Regions from separate parts of the Mus musculus genome. Here all the other regions are linked to region 3. Evidence: chromatin loops called from intact Hi-C (ENCODE). Cell type or tissue: heart. All regions are shown on one strand.

Region 1 (2,500 bases), 410 kb before region 3:
GGCCGCATGAGTATTTTAAGGACATGCAAATTGTCCTGGATTTGATGTAAAAAGTGTATGGATCGTCACTGATCCGCAGTGTCTGCCAATGTCTTTACATAATCATTTTTATTTTAAAGACTTCAGAAAACCACAGAACTTACAAGGGGCTGAGCTGATATTTGATTCAAGAGAGACCCTCTTCTCTCTCAAAAGTTTGGATTTTAGCTTCAACATGCACACTGGTTTGGAATTCAATGTGATTCTGGGAAAATAGATTTTTCTCTATAGATTTTTTTTAAATAAAAAAGAGATTTCAGAAGTACAATCAGATGGCCTCCACTCAGAGACCTCTAGGACACTTTCTGAACTGTGAATGACCCCCCTGTGTGAAAGATCATTGTCACTCCATCCTGGCTTAAAAGCCAGCTGGGGTAGCTCTGAAACCAGTCCGCTGCAGCCTTTTACACTGCAGAGTACCGGATGTGGGGGTCTTTCTCCCCCTGCATCACAGGGTTACTGCAGCTGTGGGAGATGTGTGCATCCTCAAAGTCTTTCTAGAAAGTTCTTTCTCGAGGACCACTTTCAAAAACACCAGGTTCACAGCCTTCCTCCTTCATCATCCCCCCATTCAGAGTGCATTCTTTTTACAACATCTTTTTTTGTTTGTTTATTTGTTTGTTTGTTTCTCGAGACAGGGTTTCTCTGTGTAGCCCTGGCTGTCCTGGAACACTCTCTGTAGACCAGGCTGGCCTCAAAGTCAGAAATCTGCCTGCCTCTGCCTCCCAAGTGCTGGGATTAAAGGTGTGCATCACCACTGCCCAGCTTACAACATCTTTTAAAACATTGTTTGCTTTTCATAAAGCTTGCCCCTTCCTTAATTGTTTTCTGTGTCTCAGCCACAAAAGGCTCTGTGGACATTTCTCCAGTCACTTCTAACAAGCCTATCTGTCATCCTGCCCCAGACCCCCCATGGAGCCCCCTCTGAGTTCTGGACTTCTCTTTGTGGTTTTTGTAAAGAGGTACCGTTTTGATGCGAGCACCTGACATCTCTTTCCACATCGTATTTACTGTGCTTCGAGCACTAGTCTTTAGATGAGATGTTCACAAAGATGTAGTTAACCAGGCCCCGACCTACTTCCTCATTCTGTCATTCTAACCTGCAGGAGGTGCCCAACTGCAGAAAAATGTGCATCTGTTGTTGCTAATGCACAGTTGTGTTGAGGGAGCTATCTCAGCTCAAAGATGAGGTGCCTGCCGGTCAGCTGAAACAGCAGTTCGGATGTGTCCTGGTAGAAAGGAATCCTGAGCATTACAACTTTCTACACCAGACCTCGTCGTCAAGAGTCATTTGACAAATGGCCAATAGGTGGCACCGTGAGCATCTGTATAACATCTAGGGCCGTGAGAATTTATCTTCACAAAGCTCTTCTCAAAATATGAAGCAGAACACTGTCCGAAACGCAACCGTATTTAGACAAGCATGTTTATTTGACTTCAATGCCTTGTGATTAGAAACACACAGATGTGTGTAGATAGATTTTTTTACTATCAAACCCTAAAGTTATGGAAAATATCCTAGATGGTTAGGATGGACTGTAAACTTTTACAGGACTATTTGCAGGCAGAATTCTCAATTTCTCATTGAAGCTAACATTTTCTTCATGTACAAGTCAGTTATGTCGTTGTTAAGTAAAACCCAGGAGAGCAGTTTCGTTAAGCTGTGCATTCCTCTGCGAACAGCACATTCGTACAAAGTGGAGTGCAGGCACTGTGGAATAGACTGTATGCGCATTTTTAAAAGACGATGAAAATTTTGTTTTGTTTTCTTTTTTAAGATTTATTATTTATTTTTATGTATGTATTTTTATGTATGTGAGTACACTGTAGCTGTACAGATGGTTGTGAGCCTTCATGTGGTTGTTGGGGATTGAATTTTTAGGATCTCTGTTTGCTCTGGCCCAAAGACTTATTTATTATTATACATAGGTACACTGTAGCTGACTTCAGATGAACCAGAAGAGGGCGTCAGATCCCATTACAGATGGTTATGAGCCACCATGTGGTTGCTGGGATTTGAACTCAGGACCTTTGGAAGAGCAGTCAGTGGTCAGTGCTCTTACCGGCTGAGCCATCTCTCCAGCCCTTTGTTTTGTTTCCTTGGGAATACATACTCTTGCCTTGTCTGCTGCTTCCTATGTAGAACAGGCTGCTCTCAAATCTGCAGTGATCTTCCTACCTCTGTTTCCTACATGTTAGAACTACAGGCATGTAGTTGAGGGAGCTATCTCAGCTCAAAGATGAGGTGCCTGTCGGTCAGCTGTTCTGGTTTTAAAATTTACATCTTTACACAGAAGTATACATGAAAAGTACAGCATTCATTAAGATTGGAAATTATGTAGAATTCATGTAAAAATGTAGTCTTACCTCAGATTCCTTTCCAGCCCTAGTGCTAAAGGTTTTAAATTAGAAAATGACTGCTAGCACTCCTGGGTAGATACAACCTCTAAAGAAGAAACTG
Region 2 (2,500 bases), 240 kb before region 3:
GAGTGACTGTCAAAGCTCTGTGAATGGATTTCAGGATGTGTGAGTGGCACCTCCCAACTTTAGCTGGCTACTTTTTTTTGTAACCACTTGCATACTTTTGGTCAACCGCTGTAAAATAAACAGTCCTTCCCAAATGTTTTTGTTGTCTTTGACAGCGCAGCAATAATTCACTTGGAATGCTGAGGAATGGAGTCGCACTAATTGCGTTGGGAGGCTGGCTTTTATGATTTCTACTCATCAAATTGTTTTCATGTGAAGAGATTCCAGAGCATAAAACATTCTGGAGATGTGTTAAAGTTTACAGCTTCACTCCGAGTTCCCATCGAAATACCTAGATGTGGACATGTGTGTATGTGTGGACACGCACCATGTGCATAAACAAATCTATATGCACACTGAACTTATATCTGAAATGATAGTCCTCTAAGACATTTAGTGGTTTTTGTATTTGGGCTTTTGTTTCAAACTTGAGAAGTGTAGCTTCTAAATTATGGCAATTTTTATCCATGCAAATGAGGGTTTAAGTTAATATTTATTCCTCCTTGGAAAAGTCTGGAGGAAACATGTCCTAACATGCTTTATGCTTATTTAGTTAATACTCTTGGTCCATTTTCTCTGGATCATATATATATATATATATATATATATATATATATATATATATATATATATCAAGCATAATATCATTTATTCAAAAGAGCTTGACTTTCCCTTGGAGTTGGGATTATTGATATAGGTTATTGATGTAGATGTATAGAACAGAATAAATTATTCTCCTGTGTCGGGAATGAAAGGAAATAACTTGAGAAACCCCACAGACTCTGTGCACTATTACCCAGGATACTTTTGTGGAGGGCAACGTTTGCAGGAAGAGGCTGAAGTCTGGATGGTTTTGCAGTTGTATCTTCCAGCCTGAACAACATGACTGGAGCCTTACAGTTCCTGATTGGCATGGGGAAAAAAAATCTTGCACTGAATTTAAACGCAGAGGCTGGGAGACTCGCAGGCAAGTCATCACACCTGTGTTCCTTCACAGCCATCCACCCTCAATGCCTGGGCTGGCATGGGCTTCTCCAGCAGAGAGCAGTGAAGCACCACAGGAGACTGCAAGCTAGGTGCCCCACCAAAGTAGAACCAGCAGGCCTAGCAGACTCACAAAGCAATTGCATTTACAGATCTAAAAAGTAGATACCTACACACACATACAATTAATGCACTGGAATTATTACATCATCACATATATTTAGGTAGTTACCTATTAATGTCCCTTGGAAATAAGGAAGATAATTGGAAGGGAAAGAAGTGTTTTTCTGAAAGTGGCTTTCTCTTTTAATTCTGCCATCTCACAAGGCTGCCTGCCCATTTACTACAGTGTTCTCTCATTTGTATTCAGGATCACCTAATGGCTGCTCTTGACTTCCCCAGCACCTACCTTTGCAGATCTTCCTGCATCCTTTGCTGACAGCACAAGGAAACCTTGGGGGATGAATGGTAAAGCAGTGCGTACAGGACTGGAGGCAACACTGTTGCAAAAAAAGATCCATTTCTGGAAGACTAAACCTGGCTTTCAATGGCTGGAGTTCAAATGGAGGTGTGCATGGGCAGGGCATGGGAAGGCTGCTTCCAGGTGAAGTGATTTACGGCATTAAAACCGGACTTGTTTACAGTGTAACACCACACGGACTTGTTTACAGTGTAACACCACATGGACTTGTAACAATGTAACACAAAAGGGTACCTGCTACGCAAATCCCTCACTGCTAAACCGGGGTGGGGCAGTGCCTTGCCATAGGGGGCGCCTTGTAAGTAGGTTATTCTTCCAATCAACAAGCCCCATGACAGAGTATGAGTGGCACAGTTGCGCATCACTGCCTTGAACAAAAACAGCCATTGTCCCCAAAGGACGCGGGAGGCTTTCCAGTTCCTCCGATGTGGCACACATGATCTGATCTGTTACTTTTCTCAGGTGCAAAGAATGTAATCTTTTTTCCTCTTTAAAGAAAAGATATCAGGGAGGAGATCTAAAAATCCAGATGCATCATTCACTTGCTTTACTGACGTGGGAGATAAGACCATCTGAAAACATTACACACAAACTTTTGGCCAGTCCCCACGCCAAAACCGTTCTCCTCTTCCTTGTCTTTCAAAGCACTGGACTCAAACCCCAGCCTCTGTATGCAGACTGCCAAAATACAAAGTGGAGCCCGGGGCCCTACACGTCAAAGGGGAGAGGGCAACATGGCGCTGTGCCCAAAAAGCACGCTGGAGTGCTGAGCGAACGTTGCAGGAACCGGCTCACATCAAAAGTTACAGCCCTGAGTTTTAGTCTTCCCAGAGACCTGTGTCATTCGACCTTGCTTTGCAAGCCCTGCTCAGCCATTCTATCTGCTGGTCTTGAAGAAAGCCACTCCCTCCCTCTCTGCCCTCTCCAATGTCCTCTGAGGAAAACCTCCCAGCAAAAAAGAAATATCTCTGGAGGGCAGACAAAGCTTCAGCTAGA
Region 3 (2,500 bases):
TCCAACGCCTAAGTTCAGTGGCTTCAAGGAAGTTACTCACCAGAGAGCCCCATTATCTTCATCCGAACAAATGAGGTTTGGCATCAGTGCCTGTGAGTTCCTCTCCAGCCCTCTGTTTTGTTTTTGTGGTTGGAAATAATGCAAGGATTTGGGGGATGCAATCTTCCAAAACTCCAGGCTCTCCACTTACCACTTCAGGGGAAGCAGAGAGCCTGCCAATATCACTTTTGCTTTCAGTTCCTGTCAACATGAACTGTGCTTAAACAAAGAGTCAGTTAGTCCTCTGAGAAAGTTTAGCTTAGCTTCCCTTTCCTTCTCCTCGCTTTCCCCTTTCCGCATTTCCTTCTTCGTTCCTCCCCTCAGCCTTCCTTCCTTCCTTTTAAGTCTTAGACAGGCAGGCAAGGGAAGGGAAGGGAAGGGAAGGGAAGGGAAGGGAAGGGAAGGGAAGGGAAGGGAAGGGAAGGGAAGGGAAGGGAAGGGAAGGGAAGGGAAGGGAAGGGAAGGGAAGGGAAGGAGGAGTGGTGAGAGAGAAGAGAGAAGAAAAGAGGCAGACACAACAGCTCTGGCTTGCAAATACAGAGTGGGTCAGGATCTAACCTAGGGAAAGTCCTCAAGTGTAGGAATTTCTAGTGTCCAGGAGTTTAATGAAGCGAACCAAGACACCACTTATGGCACCAGCCAATTGTCCCTATTCCAGACCATTCATCTGCAAGGGCTTTGCTGGCCTTCAGCTTTCAGATGCCAACTCCCGGAGGCATAGCACCTGCTCAGGAAGAAATGAACAGGAGGCATCCTTGGTCTTCTGCAGTAATAGAATTGCCTTTGTCCTGCCCTTGAGTTATCTTACTTTGAATCTTGAGTCTATTTACAGACCATTTTTAGACTTTTATTGTCTCACATCAATGTTTCTTCACTTTTAAATCTCATGATCCAAGAGGGCGGGGTGGGGATGAGTCGCGCATCTAGGCTGGGAGGGCAAGAAGGCTGAGAGGAAATGGCATGGGGCAGAGAGAAGAGCCTGCCCGTGGGAAGAGGAACAGCAGACAAAAATGTGACCAAATGAGAGCAGCCGATGGATGAAACAGGAGGCATGTGAATGAAAACCAAACATCATAACTGAATATAGCCAGGAGGTCTCTACTTCAGGGAATTACAATCCCAGCAGGAAAACGTTACAACAAATACTTCAACAGTTACAACCAGGATAGATCGCAATGAAGAAGTACTTAAGAGTTACTGACCCGGTCCAGGAGGTGAGAAGGAAGGTGCTCAAGTTGGATATTTTTATACCTCCCCCCCCCCCCCCAAATAGAAATCTAAAACTAACTTACATTGCAATACGGTGTTTTGTTTGTTTTCCCCAAATGAAACCCAAGTACGCACCCTGCTCTACCCCACCCTCCACCCCCACACGGAAAGCTTCCTTCCAAGTCTGTGTCCTTTAGGTCTCATTATGGCCACGCTCCCTGCCCTGCTTCCCAAGCCGGATGTGGAGCGCCACCTAGAGTTTGACTGACACATTCTCACACATACCACAAGGATGCTTTAAATCCCAGGATATTCCCCAGGTTTTGAAGGTTGAATTTTAAAAATGTCTGTCTGTCTGTCTCTCTTTCTCTGTGTACACAGATTTTAATATATATTATGTATATTCAGTCTAATAATATGTTCAGTTTATATACAATACAAATTCAGTTTAAAAACAAGAGTAAGAAAATGAATGAATAGAGCAAAACCCGCTCTTAAATATGCAAATAAGGCGAGTGCTGTCACTCACTGGTGTTGGCACCGGACTGAATTAAAAAGTGAGTTTCTAGGAAATTCCAGTTTTCTCTAGGCCCCTTCCAAGAGTTGTTTTGCAAAGCTGCCAGAGAGCACTCTACACAATGGATTGAGAGTAACAAGGCCTACCAGCGACGTCTGAAAGATTTGGTTGGCTTGCTTTTAAAATCCGAAGCCAGGATTTCAAGAAGAGATCTTGTCCTTATTAATAGCTCTCTGACAAATTTCTGAGTGGTCTAAATTATGGAAATATTTCTACCAGTAAGATGGTCTCAGCTGTTGCGATTTATGGAGTGGGCTAACATTGCAGCTATGAAGGAAAGGGGAGGGGCACAGATCTGCCTGTCACTTTTACATCACCATAATGAAGGAAGTTGGCTCCAGCACCACAGACCAACAAGCTTGACAAAAAAGATGTAGACACAGCCGGGCGTGGTGGCGCATGCCTTTAATCCCAGCACTCGGGAGGCAGAGGCAGGCGGATTTCTGAGTTCGAGGCCAGCCTGGTCTACAAAGTGAGCTCCAGGACAGCCAGGGCTACACAGAGAAGCCCTGTCTCGAAAAACCAAAAAATGTAGACACAATTGCATTTCAAAGACATAAAAGTAACAACAGGACTTCTTTTCCCTCTCTACACGAAGGGAAAAGCAGAAGCATTCAGGTAAGGGAAAGCGCGCCCAGCCTTAGAAGCCTTGTTCATCAGAAACACTACTAGGTG
Region 4 (2,500 bases), 360 kb before region 3:
AGGGCGGTGCATCAGGGGACTTTACACACAGACATCCATCACACAGAGGTCTTGGCGGAACTGTTACAGTCAGAGGTATAATTATGGGTCTGGAGGTACATTGATGATAGAGCTTCATCAGAGCTTTTAGAAATAGTTTTTTATGGCTATGAGTATTTACCTGCATGTATCTGTACCATATGCCTATCTGGTGGGTAGAGAGGCCAGAAGAGGCTGTTAGAGTCCTTGGAAGTGGAATTACAGGTGAGCTGCCCAGTTGGATGCTGAGAACCAAACTTAGGTCTTTAGAAAGAACAGCAAGGGCTCTTAACTGCTGAGCCATCTCTCTAGTCCACCAATCTTGGTTTTGCATTGCGGGTATCCACAAATGAACTCTAACCACCTCGGAAATATCTTGAGACCAAAAAAATCACGGTGGTACTGAATTGTAAATGTGAACTGCCAAAATATTACATAATGCCAATGTTATTGGATGTTTGATGAAAAACAATGTTTCTGACTGAAGTACTTGATACATACTGACTTTCTTACATGAGTGGTCACAACAGTGTCTTTATGTCGATTTATGGGCCATTCTATGGTATTGATAAATAATTTCAGTATTTTCTTCTTTTCAAGGAATAGGGTACAGGCTTCCTGCTTGCCAGTTCTCCCTTTGGAAGCCTTTTGTACCCATCACCACCCTTCAGTGGGGATCTGGGCTAAGCAGAATGGGCTGCTACATAGAGATAGTAGGAATTCTCTCTTTCTGGTACCAGTTGGGGCAGAATTCTGGGACAGGGGCTAAGTTCTCAGCCAGCAGTATAGAGCCTGAAACTGTAGCATGCTTGATACTGTTGTAATTTTATTTTCCACTTAAATCAATGGAAACACTTCATAGGGTATAGTCTTGTTTGGTAAAGGCAGCCTGGCGTGACAGACATTTCTTCACTTAGGTGTCCAAGGACCAGTTTCCAGGAGCATTCACAAAAGTAAGTCGTGTCTATGTCTCCGTCTTGGCATCACAGTGCTCAAAGGGGGGCGCTGTAGGATCATTTTCTTGGTTTCCTCCTCCAAAGTTAGGCAGAGATCTAAATTTTTATAAAGATACCACAGGGTATGACGAAGTGAGACTTTAGGCAAGTCTAACTTCTATTATGTATTAACATGACTTCAGGGGGAATTGTTAACTCATTTTTAAAATGAATAGATAGGCACTTTTGATCCTGAAAACATTCTGGCAAATTGATCTTTAGATAGCAAGTGAACCAGTGCGTTGAACATGCACAGGGGTGGGGGGTGGGGGTGGGGAGGGACCCTACCACTGGACTTGCAACAGTGCACACGTCAGAGGACAACCTGTAGGAGCCTGCTCTTTCTCTCTACCATGTAGGAACTGGGCATCGAACTCAGATTGTCAGCCTCGGTGACTGGCATCTTATCTACACAGCCATTTCCTCGGTCTCTCGAATCTCTTCATTAGGATGGCTTCAGCAGACCTGCCTCTCTCTCCCAGCGGCTCTGCAATGGCCTAGGGCCTCCCTACAAGTCTATGCTGGAGTGCCATATTGATAGCTGTGCAGCAACAAGAGAGAAAACAAACAAACAAACAACATTGAGAAGCTGCCATTTTAAGGACCAGGGTGGAAGTATCTGCATGTATGTGTGTCTGCTGGCCATCTGTTGTCACAAGATGCCATCTGAAAGCAGGAGGACTGCTGGGTATCATTCTCATGTGCCCAGAGGAGAAAGCTAATGGTTTTGTGAGCTCATAGAATTGTCTGTCTGCTGGCATTTCTGCCAACGTGTTAACTGGCAATATCCCACCATGGGATCCCTCATCGGTTGGTGTTCACAATGGTGGTTTACGATATAAGCAGCTCATAGCACCCTTACCGAAGTGAAAGTCGGGTGCACATGACAACCCAGGACTCTATTTCTCTGAGTGTAATATATTTCTGATTCTTTCAATGAGTACGTTGTAAGAAAATACCCAGCGTGATGTTTGTGCTGCCCAGGGCTCCTCAGAATTTGAAATCTCCCAGTGTGCATATTGAGTTTCCTCTTTTCTGTCAACAAGGGGGATAGTTCTTCGAGTCAGCTCTCCCACAGTCTCTACCAGTAAATATTTCCAGTGGTGAATGGTTCCAGCAGTGTTTTAGGGTTTTACTGCTGTGAACAGACACCATGTCCAAGGCAACTCTTATAAGGAGAGCATTTAATTGGGGCTGGCTTACAGGTTCAGAGGTTCCGTTCATTATCATCAAGGCATGGCATGGCAGCATCCAGGCAGGCATGGTGCAGGAGGAGCTGAGAGTTCAACATCTTGTTCTGAAGTCAAACAGGAGAAGATGGGCTTCCAGGCAGCTAGGATGAGGGTCCAAATTATTTATTTATTTATGTGAGTACACTGTTGCTGTCATCAGACACACCAGAAGAGGGTATCTCATCTCATTACAGATAGTTGTGAGTCACCACGTGGTTACTGGATATTGAACTCAGGACCTCTGGAAGAGCAGTT

What was found. Hi-C counts contacts between places; a loop is a spot of excess contacts. Peaks named below come from ENCODE experiments on the same cell type or tissue, not always from the same donor. Only the 100,000 strongest peaks of a DNase experiment are listed, where the experiment ranks them.
Region 1: it touches region 3 in a loop (16-fold over the local background); 5 of 42 quality-filtered maps call a loop at or near these places.
Region 2: it touches region 3 in a loop (1.9-fold over the local background); 2 of 42 quality-filtered maps call a loop at or near these places.
Region 4: it touches region 3 in a loop (12-fold over the local background); 7 of 42 quality-filtered maps call a loop at or near these places.

Annotation. Positions count from the first base shown.
Region 1 is chr10:120,256,174-120,258,673 of GRCm38, forward strand. No RefSeq gene overlaps it. Among named protein-coding and RNA genes, the nearest start is that of Llph, 30 kb to the left of the region's middle. In heart, a CTCF peak has its summit at 1,348 (motif pointing right); no DNase peak of the experiment used is centred here.
Region 2 is chr10:120,430,558-120,433,057 of GRCm38, forward strand. All of the region lies in intron 3 of Hmga2 (high mobility group AT-hook 2), which reads right to left. Among named protein-coding and RNA genes, the nearest start is that of Mir763, 16 kb to the right of the region's middle. In heart, a CTCF peak has its summit at 1,080 (motif pointing right); no DNase peak of the experiment used is centred here; H3K4me3 peaks cover 369 bases; H3K27ac peaks cover 1,189 bases.
Region 3 is chr10:120,665,701-120,668,200 of GRCm38, forward strand. No RefSeq gene overlaps it. Among named protein-coding and RNA genes, the nearest start is that of Gm35062, 21 kb to the right of the region's middle. In heart, a CTCF peak has its summit at 1,512 (motif pointing left); no DNase peak of the experiment used is centred here; H3K27ac peaks cover 455 bases.
Region 4 is chr10:120,305,181-120,307,680 of GRCm38, forward strand. No RefSeq gene overlaps it. Among named protein-coding and RNA genes, the nearest start is that of 1700006J14Rik, 58 kb to the right of the region's middle. In heart, a CTCF peak has its summit at 1,014; no DNase peak of the experiment used is centred here.